2 separate regions of the Homo sapiens genome follow, and region 2 is linked to region 1. Evidence: chromatin loops called from intact Hi-C (ENCODE). Cell type or tissue: Caco-2. All regions are shown on one strand. Links, peaks and the distances in the headings refer to the core of each region. The heading gives the core; the rest is flanking DNA.

The links. Peaks named below come from ENCODE experiments on the same cell type or tissue, not always from the same donor. Only the 100,000 strongest peaks of a DNase experiment are listed, where the experiment ranks them.
Region 2: it touches region 1 in a loop (4-fold over the local background); 2 of 110 quality-filtered maps call a loop at or near these places.

Annotation. Positions count from the first base shown.
Region 1 is chr12:31,071,372-31,079,700 of GRCh38, reverse strand. It overlaps DDX11 (DEAD/H-box helicase 11), which reads right to left and starts at 5,841. Exons shown (of 27, transcript NM_030653.4): 1 at 5,610-5,841; 2 at 1,164-1,311. The coding sequence starts at 1,307. DDX11-AS1 (DDX11 antisense RNA 1) reads left to right here and starts at 5,854. Exons shown (of 3, transcript NR_038927.2): 1 at 5,854-6,506. RefSeq lists enhancers at 4,597-5,126, 4,987-5,146, 5,677-5,786, 5,659-6,190. In Caco-2, for the core only: a CTCF peak has its summit at 5,011; DNase peaks (open chromatin) are centred at 4,980, 5,530, 5,880, 6,516 and 1 weaker place; H3K4me3 peaks cover 2,819 bases.
Region 2 is chr12:31,019,849-31,028,177 of GRCh38, reverse strand. It overlaps DDX11-AS1 (DDX11 antisense RNA 1), which reads left to right. Exons shown (of 3, transcript NR_038927.2): 3 at 6,149-7,415. Among named protein-coding and RNA genes, the nearest start is that of TSPAN11-AS1, 18 kb to the right of the region's middle. In Caco-2, for the core only: no CTCF peak of the experiment used is centred there; no DNase peak of the experiment used is centred there.

The DNA of each region.
Region 1 (8,329 bases), core at 221-8,220:
CCTGGGCCACATAGTGAGACTGCCCATCTTAACAAACAAACATATGTTGAAATCCTAACCCCGCCATGTGACTCTACTACAGATCTGGCCTTCAAGGGTAAAGGAGGTCATAACGGAGCAGCCATAAGGGAGCAGCCCTTGTCCTCATAAAAGAGAAAGAGACACCAAAGATTTGTTTTTCTCCTCCTCGTCTTTTCTTGCTCCACAGTAAGAACGCAGCCATCTGCAAGCCAGGAAGAGACCCCCTCCCCAGAACCAGAACCCTGCCAGAATCTGGATCTTCAACTTTCCAGCCTCCAGAATGGTGAGAAAATAAATTCCTGTTAAGTCACCCAGTCTATGGTATTTTACTATGGCAGTCCTGGCCGACTAAGACAGGAGTTATCTGTATGGAAAATCATATTGAGAGGCCACTGGATGATGTGGGAGGAACTGGCATAGGTATATTAAAAACTAAACTAACTTTAAAAGGGCAATTATTAACTAGAAAAAACAGAATATTAAGACATATTGTTCAAGACAAAATTATGTTCAAAACATAATCATAACACACTGGTTCACTCAGCAGAGACTAAAACTTAGAATTATATTTGAAGGATGGGGAACGGGAGGGAAAAGAGTTGGTAAGAAAGCCGTCTCATCTACCGTAATAGGTAGGCACCAATGACTTCAGCCTAATTTTTCTCAGACCACAGAGCTATGTTTAAGACTTTAGGCCGGGCACGGTGACTCATGCCTGTAATCCTAGCACTTTGGGAGGCCGAAGCGGGCGGATCACGAGGTCAGAAGACTGAGATCATCCTGGCTAACACGGTGAAACCCTGTCTCTATTAAAACTACAAAAAATTAGCCGGGCGTGGCGGCGGGCACCTGTAGTCCCAGCAACTCAAGAGGCTGAGGCAGGAGAATGGCGTGAACCCGGGAGGCGGAGCTTGCAGTGAGCCGAGATCGTCCCACTGCACTCTGGCCTGGGCGACACAGCGAGACTCCGTCTCAAAAAAAAAAAAAAAAGACTTTAATAGAGGAAGTGACTATTACTCAGATAAACAGAGACTACTCTGCCCAACTTCAAACTATGAAAATCTCTGGATAGGCAAACAGGAAAAGCTAGTACGGCTGCTGTTAAGTTGTCCTTTTCAGTATCTCTCACTGTTCATACTCACAGTGCCAGTTGGACTCTCAAATATCCCAATCTTGCCAGCCTCCAAAACCCGGTACAGCTCTGCCATGAAGTCTTCCTGGATGGAATAGGGTGTGAAGGGAAAAGGAAAATGGATGGCACCAACCTTCTGTGTTTCATTAGCCATGGACCTAGGAAAAATAAATACAACATTAGGGAGCTCTCTCATGGTCCAGGAAGAAGTGGCTTGAAATCTGGAGCATTATTTAAGAGCAGTCTCCACACTTATTACCAAATTTCTCCTTTTTTCTGGGAAGCAGAGACCATGTTCTCTCCATCCTTCGCAGCAGGTCCACGTGAGGCCATACCAGAATCACGCACTCCATCTAGCGGCATTTAACGGCTGTAGCAGAATGCAGACCAGGAAAGCCCCTAAACCCAATCTCCCCTGCATTTCACCGTGGCTCCGATACCTTTCTAATGCCTCTACAAAAGGCTTAGAGCTCTCTTCTCACAGACCAGCACCCCTAAGATCAAGGGTGTTGCTTATAATGACTTTTGCAGCTTTCTTCTCCCACGTCTCTGCAATGCACATTCACAAGCCGAAGCTACTTCACTTTATCCCGTTGTGAAGTCCTGGAAAATCATGACGCACAGGCAGAGGACCATAAGCACAGCTTGTTGTTTGGATAGCGCAAGTTAACATACACGTCCCTATCTTTTTTTTTTTTTTTTTCGAGACAGAGTCTCACTCTGTCGCCCAGGCTGGAGTGCAGTGGCGCAATCTCGGCTCACTGCACGCTCCGCCTCCCGGGTTCACACCATTCTCCTGCCTCAGCCTCCCGAGTAGCTGGGACTACAGGTGCCCGCCACCACGCCCAGCTAATTTTTTTTTTTGGTAGAGACGGGGTTTCACCGTGTTAGCCAGGATGGTCTCGATCTCCTGACCTCGTGATCCGCCCGCCTTGGCCTCCCGAAGTGCTGGGATTACAGGCGTGAGCCACCGCACCCGGCCTACACGTCCTTATCTTACAAGTATCTTTAGTTTGCTTCTTAGTTCATCCTGGCCTCCATTTCCAGCACCGAACAGAGCCACCACCTACTAACTTTTCTGGCCTCTAGACCTATGAGCTTTCTGTTTGGTTCCAGACAGGAGAGCTCTCTTCACAGCCACGGGGCTCTGGCTGGAACAGCTTCCCAGTACTGAGACCAGGCATTTCTCTTTCCTTGCTAGGCTAAGGTCTAAGAAAAACTCTGCTCCACGTTGACGTCATCTTTTTTTTTCTCCTCTCCTGAACCTAATTATCTCTGAGACAGTGATTCAAGGAAGAAAGGAGAAGTAAACGCTATCTGGAGGCCTGACTCTTCCATCCTGGTTCCCACACCTCTCTCTTTGGAACTCACTTCTCCAAGCTCTTTGCCAGGTCTGTCTCTTCTAAGCACAAATGTTAGTAAGTCCCAAACCCATTTTACTAATATTAGTAGATCGAGAGCCCATCTTTATAACTTTGGCCTCAATAAGACTAGTGATAGTGTCACTCTATTTACGAGGGGAAAGGTAGTTGCCACGATGCTCTTCGGTTTAGGGGCAATTAAAATGACTACAGATTGGTGGCAGTTTATGGATTTGCACAAGAAGAGAGAACTCACAGAACTAGCATTATTTTACCCTCTGTCTTCACAGAGGTATATTTGGCTGTTTTGTTAGACATTCTGGGGACAAGAAAAAATGAAAAAAGAAAAACATGACTACAGAGGTAGAGGAATTATTACAAGAAGGGTAATCAAAAAACATGATTTACAATTCAATCCTGAGAGAGGGGTATGTACTGAAAAAGCTTTAACACATGAAGGAAAGGGGAAGAAAGGTACCTAACAAATTTTTGAGTACCTCCTATGTGTTAAACACTCTACAGTGGTCTTTTGCTTTTATTATCTCATTTAATCTGTACAACACTATAAGGATACAGCTACTGGATACTGATGCTTACAGAAATTAAATAATTGCTCAAAGTCACAGCTAAAAAGTGGAAAACCAGGGATTCGAATCCAGGTCCAAATGACTCTGCTTTAGTGAAGCTCATCCGGTTGCAAGAGATATCCAGCATAAGTGAAGGGAGGTTCACTGAAGGGAGGTTCACAAACTGAGAGTAAGAATTGAAACTATCTGGGAAAGCCAAAAACAGAGGCAGACTACAAGCTGCAAGGCAGCTCGGACTTCAAGACAGCTCCAGGAACGTCACCAGCAAACACACACCCACGGGGTTCACTCTCCTGCTCAGCCAGGTGCCGGATACAGCCACAATCTCACTCCCTCAGCGCACTCGGTTTCTGCTTATCCCAAACTTTCGCTTACACGTGGCCTCATCAGCCCCTGGACCTTTCAGCTTCAGCTCCCACTGCCAAGTAAAAAGTCTTCATGTCTCCTCGTTCTGAATCCCAAGACAAAAAGCTGACCAGCAGCTCCTCTCAAGACAGAGCACTGGTCAGCCTGAGACTGGTCAGGCTCCCAGCCTCATCTACTCAGCTCGGGCCTTGCACTTGCTGCTCCCCTTGGCCTGGAGAAGGAGTCCTCCTCAATATCCAGGCTTTGGCTCACCTCCTCAGAGAAGCCTCTCCGGCTGTCTGGCCGCTGGACAGTGGTCAAACACCACCCCCACTCCTCACCCCCTAGCTTGCTCTAAGTCACTTTTAAAAAATCACATTACTCTGTATTTAATTTATTCATAGCTCTTAGCACCATCTGAACCTATTTATTCTTCCTCACTGGAATATACGTTCCATAAATAGAGGAACCTTGTCTGTCTTGCTCTTCTCTGGCTCCAGGACTCAGAACTAGGTGCTTCGACACCTCATAGGCATTCAACAAAAATCTGATGAACGAATGAGTAGCCAGCCAGACATCGGGGCTGTAAGTGAAGGTTTCTCTTCCGAGGCTGGGTAACGGAGGTCCCATGACTTGAATACCTATTAGTTAAATGGCCAGTTCTTTAATGGTTTCAAACCGTTTTCAGATAACCCCACAAAAACCCTGTGTGGTATTTTTATAAGCTCTATTTTATAGAGAAAGAAACTGAGACTCAGTAAACTTATATGACTTGCCCAAGGTCACTCAGCAAGTGCTTGAACTCAGGATTTGAACCACATCTGCCAGACCCCCAAGCCACCTGAAACTTTCTATCTCCTCACTTTTCCTCCCACCAGGATAAGTGGGATAAAAAAGACAGACTTGGTTACCAAACTCTAGAATGACAACACTAAACAATACAGAAGAAACGTAAGTATTATTTCACTTCCCCATCAGTGGTAATTATGGATCTCATTATTCCAGAAGCAGCACAGGCTAAATCATAGAGGTTTAGATAAATCTGAGTATAACGGATTCACTAAGCCCTATTAAAAACATTTGCAGTGACTTGTTCAGCCCTCTTCAGGTTGGCTGTGTGGAGGACAACCATCACCTCCCAGTGCCAAGGCACACACCAGGACAGCAAAGCTCACGCTCATAAAACGAGGTTAGAGTTGTGAAAGCACTTCAGGAACATATTAGTTCTTAACGTGTTCATTTTCTTCAGTCCCCAATTATCACTCATTACTGAGTACAGACTATTGTTGTGGGCTCAGTTGTGTCCTCCCCACATTGATCTTGGACATCCCAAGCCTCTGGGACTGTGAGAAAACACATTTCTGTGTCTAAGCCACCCAGTTTATGGTATTTTGTCATGGCAGCCGGGGCTGACCAAGACAACTATGTGGCAGGTACTATCTACCGTATGGCCCTAAAATGTTTTAACTTCACACACCTGGAAAGCACCACAGCCCCAAGAAAAAAGCTTTTCCGCACTGCTGTTAAGCCAGGGCCACACACTGCAGTACTGCGGTGCTCCACCAGCTGGAGGATGGCCTGGCCCATAATACCCGCATTCCCACCTTGCTCTGGCCCTGTGTCCCCTCCAACGTGCATCCTGAGCTCGCACCCTGTGTGGAACCCAAACAGCTGCTTATCAGCATTTAAGTCCATTTTTATGACACTTCCGTCAACAATCTGGTCAAGTGCACTCATTCCTGGCCTCCGTACTGTACCCTGCTCCGCCTCGATTCCCGCCCTGGGGGAAGCTAGACTCATGCAGCTAACTTTATCGGCTCTGGGCTCTGATTGCCAAGTTTAGGATCCCAGCTGTATCCTTGCTAAAGTTAGCATCGCTGGGGCTCAGTTTCCGTAAGAGACAGGTGGGTTACAAGCGCTCACTCACTGTTGCAGTGTCTTATCTACGTAAGATAATCCATGAAAAGCTCAACACAGCTGGGCCAAATCTAAGACCCAGACACGCGGCTGCTGTTAATGCCCACTTCTGCGCACCGCCCAGTTCCACCGCAGGCACAACCTTCCTAGGCCTACCCGTCCCCACACAGGGGTTCCCGCTTGTCAATCACGCTGGCCCGGCCCTCCACTTCCGGAATGTTTTCCCGCTCCGGACGGGCCACCCACCTTTGCAAATAGGGGTCCGGCGCCGGAACAGACGCCCAGTTTGCGATTTCACCAGTCTGCCCTTCCTCGTCCCGCTGCTCCTCGTCCTAAGGAGCTCTGCTGCCACACAGCACTGCGCTCACCTTCTTCGCCGGCAGAATTGCTACGCTGAAAGCCAGGCCCCGGGAATCAGGGCAAACGCCACTGAGTTAGAAACTGGCGGGTCCCCTCAGTGAAAGGCAGCCGGAACAACCCCCGCCGCTGCGCATGCGCACTCCGGGACGCGCGCGAACACGCAGCAGCGAGAATCTACAGGGGCGTGGTTTGCGCACGCGGGAACTGGGATCTCAACCCCAGGGCTAGGTGCCTCCTCCCGCTGCTTTCCGCCAGCTGCGGGGTGTGAGATTAATCCCCGCCGATTAGCGCCAGGTGTACTAAGCGCTGGATGGTTCCCTGACCAGATGAAACATCAGCCGATGTTCTAATGCCGGTCCCCTGGGCGCTGTCCCCGAGAGGGAAAACCTGTTTTCTGACCCCGGCTCTAGTCGGCCTCTGGAGGTCTGCAGCTGGGTTATTTTACCTTTGAAACGGACGACACCTGCCCCGTGCACCCCAGCGGCTCCTCCACACGGAGAGATGGTGTCAGTCAAAGGCCGTCTAGATGACGAGTTTATGAAATTGTTCCTGGCCCGTGCCGGGCACGACCTTGCAGAGAGCCCAGAAGATGAAACCCCAGCCCTGCCAGGAGCTCACCTGCTAATTAGGAGGACAACGAATCACCTCACCTCCCTAGACTTTGCTTCTCCTTTATTCAGTGAGGGATTGGACTAGCTGGTCCTTGAGGACTTTTCAGAAAGTCTGGTTCTGGGAGATGACCAATGGGATCATCTTATGCTATGAGCTTTCCTGGAATGACAGGTAATTGGTGCGCCTTCCCAGCAGGGTCAGGGAGAGTTGCTGGGACTTGAAGGAAAGGCTTTTGGGGAGAGGAGCCAGTGTTACAAACTATCGAAAAGCTTGGAGGTGGGAAATTTACAAAAGGTGATTCCAGGGTCAGCTTTTTTGTCACCTGCTTCCGACTTCGGCAGTTTGGAGAGGGCGAGTAAGTAATACCCTTCAGGGTCTTGGGATGTGGCCCAGCAAAATCCTTAGAGGGACTTTGAAGTCTTAGTTTTAAGTTTAGAATTAATGGGCAGAGTACTTAAATAGCCATTTCTCCAAAGATGTATACAAATGGCCCACAGGCCCATAAAAATGTTGCATTCCACCCTATAACATGTTTTTGCATAAAAAAGTTTTAAAATAACTGTTGTCTGGTAAATTGACACCTCTGGAATAGAATGTATGCTAGGTTTTTTACCCTACTGCTTCAAACCCCATCCTACACACACACTCCTAGGGTGTGCATCATCCAGTTTAAGAAGCACCCTTGGAGAAACAAAGTTGATAGTGTGTCCAGAATTGATGGGTTCTTGGTCTCACTAACGCAAGACTGAAGCTGCAGACCCTCGCGGTGTTAGTTTTTAAAGGCGGTGTGTCTGGAGTTTGTTCCCTCAGATGTTCCGATGGGTTTGGAGTTTTTTCCTTCTGGTGGGTTTGTGGTCTTGCTGGCTCAGGAGTGAAGCTGCAGACCTTCGCCTGAGTGTTACAGCTTTTAAGACGGCATGTACTGGAGTTGCTAGTTCACCCCGGTGGGTTCGTGTATCTCACTAGCTTCAGGAGTGAAGCTGCAGACATTTGCAGTGAGTGTTACAGCTCATAAAGGCAGTGCAGACCTAAAAAACAAAAAGAACAAAGCTTCCATACTGTGGTAAGAAAATCCTAGTGAGTTACTGCTGCTGTCTTAGGGCAGCCTGTGTTTATTCTCTTCTCTGGCCCCACCCACATCCTGCTGATTGGTCCATTTTAGAGAGAGCTGATTGGTCTGTTTTACAGAGAGCTGATTGAGCCGTTTTGACAGGGTGCTGATTGGTGCGTTTATAATCCCTGAGCTAGACACAAAAGTTCTCCAGGTCACCACTAGATTAGCGAGATACACAGTGTCGATTGGTGTATTTACAAACCGTGAGCTAGACACAGAGTGCTGATTGGTGCATTTACAAACTTTGAGCTAGATACAGAGTGCCGATTGGTGCATTCACAATCCCTTAGCTAGACAAAGGTTCTCCAAGTCCCCACCAGATTAACTAGATACACAGTGCCGATTGGTTCATTCACAAACCCTGAGCTAGACACAGGGTGCTGATTGGTGTGTTTGCAAACCTTGAGCTAGATACAGAGTGCCCATTGGTGTATTTACAATCCCTTAGCTAGACATAAAGGTTCTCCAAGTCCCCACTAGACTTAGGAACTCAGCTGGCTTCACCAAGTGGATGCGGCAGCGGGCAGCAGGTGGAGCTGCCTGCCAATCCCGCGCTGTGCACCGGCACTCCTCAGCCCTTTGGGGGTTGATGGGACTGGGCACCGCGGATTAGGGGGCGGCGCTCGTCGGGGAGGCTCCGGCCGCGTAGGAGCCCATGGCTGGGGCGCCGGCAGGCGGCTCAGTCATGGCGGGCTGCTCAGTCATGGTGGGCTGCAGGTCCCGAGCCCTGCCCCGCGGGGAGGCAGCTAAGGCCCGGCGAGAAATGGAGCACGGCAGCTGCTGGCCCAGGTACTAAACCCCTCACTGCCCGGGGCTGGCGGGCCGGCTGCTCCGATTGCGGGGCCCGCCGAGCCCACGCCCACCGGGAACTCGCGCTGGC
Region 2 (8,329 bases), core at 211-8,210, 52 kb after region 1:
GGTCAGAGGAAATGTAAGAAAAAAAGAAAAATAGCTGTATAGCTATATTTTATAATATGGACATATCATAGTCTATTTAACTATCTACCTATTGATGGCTACTTACATTATTTCCAATATTTTACTATTACCAGAAATATTAAAGTAGCATTCTCATGAGATTCAACTAAGAAGCTGACCTCCAAAAAGGTTGTGTCAATTTATATTACCATCCCTCACATTGAAAGTGCTTATTTCTAACCTCACCAAGGCCAGCTATTATCAGCCTTTTACATTTTTACCAATATATTGAGGCTATCTCATTCCCTAAATGTGCTTCTACCTGCTGAATGCTTGAGGTTAAACACGTCTTCAAAGATTATCAGCCCATTCCATTTCCCTTTTTAGGAATTACTAATTCAGATTCTCTGTCCTTTTTCTATGGGCTTGTCGGTATTTTTTTGCAGATGGGGGACAGTTAGGAGCAATAGCCTGGATATTAATCTTTGGTCTATTTAAAAAGTCGCAAATGTTTTATCCAAGTCTCTCACCTGACTTCTAATGCAGTCCTTCATTTTATCTTTTGTCATATAAAACTTCTAGTTTTTTTTTCAATTTTTATTATTTTATTTTATTTTACCATAAGTTATTGGGGTACAGGTGGTATTTGGTTACATGAGTAAGTTCTTTAGTGGCGATTTGTAACCTGCCCAGACCTTGGGGGAACTGAACAAATGGGGGCGAATGCAGGAATAAAAGACAAAGACGAAAGAATATGTTTAGAAGAAGGAGTCAGGGGGCACCTTGCCTCTAGTGGACAAGAGCCCTGAGCTTTACACAGCCCTCCATATTTATTAGACAAAAGAGATAGCGAGAAGTCGGGGGCTGGTTTTCAGCTGGCGGTTAGATTCACAGCAGGCTTGCAAGACTGCATTCTTTGAACAATAGGTGCTAGATTTCCCAGTAGATAACTTCAAGGAGCCCGGCACCAGGGAGTGAGGCCCTCAGCAAACCTTTTGGCAGCGGGCACAATGTGAGTTTGCTCACATCCTGCATTCATGATAAACAGTTTGCTGTTTGATCATATAGCCTCCAGTGGAATGGTGAGTTGGTCACAATCACTTTGGCCTTTTTGGCTCCCAACATCTCACCTTTGTGTTTATGTATTAATTGAAAGAATGTAAGGCCAGACTGGGCAGCTCTCATTTTCCGATTGATGGTCCATCTGATTTTACAGACTATGAACAGAAGACAGAGACAAAACATTATTCCAGGACCTACATATAAGATGTTAATGTGGTGCCTTAGATAGGTCCAAGGGTTGAGGCTCTCCAGGCCTTGCTGGAATTCGGTCCAGTCTTCTAAAGAAGGCTGAAAGTCTTATGTTTGCCCATTTAAATTAATAATGTTGTTTTGTAATTCACCAATATCAAAGGTGACGTTGGATGTGAAAGCTCCCTGCAAATGGGCTTTCACAAGGTCCCACGGATACTCACTTCGGTTGTATTCTAAGTTGGTTACACAAATATGAGTGTGATTAAAAGGACAATGCAATTGCTGCTGCAACTGCAAGCTTTGTGCTTGTTCCCTTAACCATAGAACCATGGATTTCAACACTGCCACTTCAGTTTGTAGCTCAGTGTTAATTCCATTCTGAAGTAGCCACGCTTGGTTGGCTGTGTGTGTCCAGTTCTCCACATACTGAGCTGTTTGAATAGCAATATGCAAAGCTACATAGGACATCACAACAGAAGACATTAGTGTGACCAAGGAAACAGTAGCAAAAATTATCATGCCTAAGGCTCTATGGACGTGATGAGTAAGCTAAGTTAGAAGAAGTTTCACAAAATGCAAAGCAGGTGTGGCAGCCCAAGCCTCGGGCAGATTAACAGGAATCCATAGCCCAGGGATACGACCTAAAATCATCAAAGGAGGCCAGGCGTGGTGGCGGGCGCCTGTAGTCCCAGCTACTCAGGAGGCTGAGTCAGGAGAATGGCGTGAACCCGGGAGGCGGAGCTTGCAGTGAGCCGAGATCGCACCACTGCACCCCAGCCTGGGTGACAGAGCAAGACTCCATCTCAGAAAAAAAAAAAAAAAATCATCAAAGTAGAGATATTTTTTGTTGTTGTTGTTTATTTCAATTTCATTTAGTTCTGGTATGATCTTGGTTATTTCCTTTCTTCTTCTGGGTTTGGGTTTGGTTTGTCCTTGTTTCTCTAGTTCCTTGACGTGTAACCTTAGATCGTCTGTTTGTGCTCTTTCGGGCTTTTTGATGTAGGCATTTAGGGCTGTGAACTTTCCTCTTAGCACCGCCTTAGCTGTATCCCAGAGCTTTTGATAGGTTGTGTCATTATTGTTATTTAGTTCGAAGAATTTTTAAATTTCCATCTTGTTTTCATTTTTGACCCAATGTTCATTGAGGAGTAGGTTATTTAATTGCCATGTATTTACGTGGTTTCAAAGGTACCTTTTGGGGTTGATTTCCAGTTTTATTCCACTGTGATCTGAGAGAGTGCTTGATATAATTTCAATTTTCTTAAATTTATTGAGGCTCATTTTATGACCTATCATATGGTCTATCTTGGAAAAAGTTCCATTGCTGTTGAATAGAATGTGTATTCTGTGGTCGTTGGATGAAATGTTATGTATAGATCTGTTAAGTCCATTTGTTCCAAGATACAGTTTAAATCCATTGTTTCTTTGTTGATTTTCTGTCTTGATGACCTGTCTACTGCTGTCAGTGGAGTATTGAAGTCCCCCACTATTATTGTGTTGCTGTTTATCTCATTTCTTAGGTCTGTTTGTAATTGTTTAATAAATTTGGGAGCTCCAGTGTTAGGTTCATATATGTTTAGGATTGTGATATTTTCCTATTGGACAAGGCCTTTTACCATTATATAATGTCCCTCTTTGTCTCCTTTAACTGCTGTTGCTTTAAAGTTTGTTTTGTCTGATATAAGAATAGCAACCCCTGCTTGCTTTTGGTGTCCATTTGCATGAAATGCATTTTTCCACGCCTTTACTTTAAGTTTATGTGAGTCCTCGTGTTAGATGAGTCTCCTGAAGGCAGCAGGTAGTTGGTTGGTGAGTTTTTATGCATTCTGTGGTTCTGTATCTTTTAAGTGGAGCATTTAGGCCATTTCCATTCAATGTTAGTATTGAAATGTGAGGTACTGTTGCATTCATCGTGCTCTTTGTTGCCTGCCTACTTTGTTTATTTTTGTTTTTTTGTTTTTGCTTTTTAACTTGTATTTTTGTTTTATAGGGCCTTTGTGATTTATGCTTTAAAGAGGTTCTGTTTTGATGTGTTTCCAGGATTTGTTTCAAGATTTAGAGCTCCTTTTAGCAGTTCTTGTAGTGATGGCTTGGTAAGGACAAATTCTCTCAGCATTTGTTTGTCTGAAAACGACTGTATCTTTCCTTGACGTATGATGCTTAGTTTCACTGGATACAAAATTCTTGGCTGATAATTGTTTGGGGAGGCTGAAGATAGGGCCTCAATCCCTTTTAGCTTATAGGGTTTCTGCTGAAAAATCTGCTGTTAATCTGATAGGCTTTCCTTTATAGATTAGGTTACCTGGTGCTTCTGTCTCATAGCTCTTAAGATTCTTTCCTTCATCTTAACTTTGGGTAACCTGATGACAATGTGGTTAGGTGAAGATCTTTTTGCAATGAATTTCCCAAATTTGTGCTTCTTGTATTTGCATGTCTAGGTCTCTAGAAAGGCCAGGGAAGTTTTCCTCAATTATTCCCTCAAATATGTTTCCCAAGCATTTAAAATTGTCTTCTTCCTCAGGAACACTGATTATTCTTAGGTTTGGTCATTTAACATAATACCAGGCGGTCTTGGAGGCTTTGTTCATATTTACTTATTCTATTTCTTTGTCTTTGATGGATTGGGTTAATTTAAATACCTTGTCTTCGAGCTCTGAATTTCTTTCTTCTACTTGTTCAATTCTATTGCTGAGATGTTCCAGAGCATTTTGCATTTCTAAAAGTGTGTCCAAAGTTTCCTGAATTTTTTTTATTGTTTTTTCTTTAAGCTATCTATTTCCTTGAATATTTCTCCCTTCACTTCTTGTATCATTTTTTGGATTTCCTTACATTGGCCTTCGCCTTTCTCTGGTCTCTCCTTGATTAGCTTAATAACTAACTTCCTGAATTCTTTTTCAGGTAAATCAGGGATTTCTTCTTGGTTTGGATCCATTGCTGCTGAACTAGTGGGAATTTTGGAGGGGGGTTGATCAGCCTTGTTTTTTCATATTACCAGGGTTGTTTTTCTGGTTCCTTCTCATTTGGGTAGCCTGTGTCAGAGGGAAAGTCTAGGGCTGATGGTTATTGTTCAGACTTTTTTGTCCCACAGGGTGTTCCCTTGATGTAGTACTCTCCCTCTTTTCCTGTGGATGTGGCTTCCTGTGAGCTGAACTGCAGTGATTGTTTCCTCTCTTCTGGGTCTAGCCACTCAGTGAGTCTACCCAGCTCCGGGCTGGCACTGGGGGTTGTCTGCACAGAGTCCTGTGATGTGAACCATGTATGGGTTTCTCAGCCGTGGATACCAGCGCCTGTTTCAGTGGAGGTGGCGGAGGGTGCAGTGGACTCTGTGAAGGACCTTAGCTTTGGGGATTTAATACTCTATTTTTGTGATGGTTGGCCTTCTGCCAAGAGGTGGCATTTTCCAGAAAGCATCAGCTGTACTAGTGTGGCAAGGGACCAGTGGTGGGCAGGGGCCCTAGAACAAACTGAAGGGTTGGTCTCACTCCCACCATGCCCCACCACGAACAGCCCTGAGTCTGTTTCCGGGTGGAGGGCAAGTCGGACTTGAAAACTTGCCCCAGGCTTTCCACCTCCCAGCTGCCAAAGAAAAGGGCTTTAGTTCTTCCCCCGTCTGTGAAGTCTGCAAGCCGGATTCACGCCCTTCCCCGAGTTCTGGCCAGGAGGCTTCTTGCCCCGTGCAAATTGTAACAAAGTTCAGCTAGAGAAGTCCTCCTTCCTATGGAGTTTTATCTCCTGCTCCTCTGCCACCCTCCTGATGGATCCCTGTGGTACCAGGCAGGAATGGGCTGCTTGGGTATCCAGCGAGCTCCCAGCGCCTTTCTGCTGCTTCCTCTACCCTTGTATTTTGCTTGGCTCAGCTCTCTAACTTGACTCACCTCCAGGTAAAGTCAGAAACTTCTCCAGTGAGGGGTGTGTGTTCGGGAGAGGAGGGTCTCCCTTTCCCACTTCCACATTGGGGCACTCACAGTATTTGAGGGTCTCCTGGGTCCTACAGGAGCAGTCTGCTTCTTTCAGAGGGTCTGTGGGTCCTCTCAGGATTGCTAGTCTGTTCTTGCAGTCAATCTGGAGCTAAAATTCACAATGCAAGCCTTCGCATGCTGCTCTGTTTGGAGCTGCAATCTAGTCCTGCCTCTCGTCTGTCATGATCCCTCCACCAAAGCTTCCAGTTTTTATATAATCTATATAAAGTTTCAGTTGAATTCATGCATTGCTACCAATCAGTTTCTTCTATCTGCATTATTTGGAGGAAAAGCACTCTCTTGGATGTGAATGAAAAGAATAGAGAAACTTGTAAATAAAATTGAGTAGGGAAATAATGAGATAATGTAGCTCCCACCTTCCCTTTTCCTTTTTCTGTAATAGCTCCTGTATCTTTTAGCATGGAATTTTGGTTTGGTGGGAGGTTTAGAAAAATAAGTGCACAGGTTTAGGTGATTTGCATATTTTATGAAAGAGTTGAAATGAAGTCAAACGTGAATGCTAATGGGAGACATTTCTCCAGGGGCCTCTTGTTTCTGCACATATTACAAGCAGCAGAGCTGGCTGTCTTTGCTCTGGATAATCTTTTCAAGGATGTTTGCATGAGATCAGCCTTGGAAAACAGAGGTAGTGTCTCCCTCCGGAGGAAATGACTGGTTTGTTTGCTGTTCGGTACAATAAAGATCATGTTTTCCCCTAGGCAAAGCTCAGCAGGTTTACTTATGGCCCATAATAAAAGATTGGGGTTTCCTAAACTCAGGGCTCCTCTCCTGTAACACACCCTGTATATGGAGTTGTCACCTGGCTCTGCTTGTCTCCCATGAATTGGGACTTGGGGAACCAGCACAAGAAAATGATGGTGCTCAGGCTACTGCTATTGCTATGAGTAATTAACCACCCTTTATCTCTAACCCAGGAATCTCACATCTTCTGCCAGCATCCTGAAACTATGGCAGACTCACTTGTTAACTTTGCAAATAAGGTCAAATTTCAGAACCTTCACAGCTCCTGATAGTCACCGTGTAATAGAAGATTAAAAGACAAGCTCAGCTCTTGTTCCAGTCAGCCTCATTCCTCTGCCTACAATACAAAAGTCACTCAATCATATTCTTGTCTTAAATTGAACAGTCCTTACATGGTTAAGAAAAGGAGAAATTCATTGTAAGGAATGTTTACATTTTGTTTATAATTCCTGCAAGTGTAATGTTTCAAAAGGTTTTCCTGTGGCTGAAGTACATTTACCCTGTGTAGCTCTAGAGAAATGAACTTACAAACTGAAAAATTTCAGCTCAGTATATAAAGAAAAACAGATTTTCACAATTAGATCTATCCCAAAGAGAATAAATTTTGAGGTGATAAGCTCACTGCTGGCTTAGATCATCACTTATGGGACCTCTAATGGGGCAGGGATCAGACTAGATGTGTACAAAGATCTCTTCCAACTGAAGCTGCTACTGTGGAGGACGTTGTTTTCAGTGGACTCTCTAATCAGATTTATTTTCATACCAAGAAATGAAGAAGGTGAGCTGGGGGATGCAGCTGGGACTCAGAAGACTGCACGTGATAGACTCATGAGCTGAAGATCTCGTGCTTAGTCTGGAGAAGCTCATCAAGTCTAGCTCACTTTGGAGTAAGTTGGTGCTGGAGAATGAATTCATGCTAACCAAATTCACCAAGAGCCTGATTTACAAATGAGAGAGCCAAGGCCTTAAGTTTAGAGCAAAAGACAAACTTCCAATGACTTTAGTTTTCTTGTCCAATATCTAGGGCACCTTCCCCTCTCCACCTGCTGTGTACACAGGAGAAATAATCACTCCACACCCGACTGAACATTTTCTAACCTTATCACTGTGGCAGAAACTGGCTACTCTTCCTCCTGGGTAGACAGCCAGGCTGTATTTCCCCGCTGCCCCTGCAGTGAGAGGTAGCCATTGGAGCCGGCGCAGGCCAATGGACTCTGCACTGGAGTGACACATGCTGCTTCCAGGCCTGTCCCTCAAACCTCCCACATGTCCTCTGTCTGCTCTTCTCACTTCCAAGGAGTGTGACCATCGTGGAAGCCCCAGGTTAGCAATGGCAGATTGGGAGGCATCGATGGGAGGAACCTGGGTCCCTGACTTAAAGCATCATGGATTTGGACTTTCCGTTATTGAGAAATAAACTTCCATTGTGTTTAAGCCTTTATTTGATTGTTTATAGTTTGTTATAGGAACTGCCATCTTTTCATTAAAACACTGATGCTGCCTCCTGTCCCTGGAATGCTTGTAACCCTGCCCTGCTTCCCCAGGGTAACCCCCACTTGGCCTTTAAGTTCATCTCTGCCGTCACACCCTCCAGGAAGCCTTCTCTGAGCACCCCAATCCCTCCACCAACGGTTTGGTGTCTCCAGCAGAAGCTGCACAGCTGCCCTCTGCCTGCCCTCTCCTTCCTCCTGTTAGAATCCCAAGACTCCCATGCAGCTAGAAGCACTCGTGTGATCCAGTGCCGGTCAATAAGATGTAAGAGGAAGCAGCTGGGCAGAGATTCTTAGGAATCTCCTTTTAAAAAGGAAGAGATTGGCCTCATTTCTGCCTTTTACCCTTTTTCTATGTGCTTGCCTACTTCCTGCCTGGGACTCCTATGCAGCACCTGCGAATGGGGACACATATTACAACTCTTAGGCTGAAACCCACGTGCTCAGGCAGAGTAGAAGGAAGTCCTGGGTTCCTGAAGGCATCATGGAGCCACCATGTCCGCCCTGGGCTACCGACCTCCTTTCTCCTGTTGTGTGGAGAATATGAACCCCGGTGCTTGAGCCCTGTGGTCGGGTTTCTTTTGGGCACAGCTGAAAGTAATCTTAACTAGACGAGCTCCTCTGTGAGTGCTCCCAGGCACCTGGCTGCCCTCCGCGGTGCCTATCGAAACACGCATCGCACTCGCATCATCTGGTTATGTGTCTGTTTCCCTGGCTTGTTGAAGGCACGGGGCAAGCACTCAATAACTGTGGTGACAGGGACGTTGCTGTGTCTCCTCATCCTGGACCTGAGGAAAGGAAAGGTTTCCCTGGAGCACACAGAAAATCCCAGTGGCATCCCCGCCCCATCTCCTCTATCAGTGG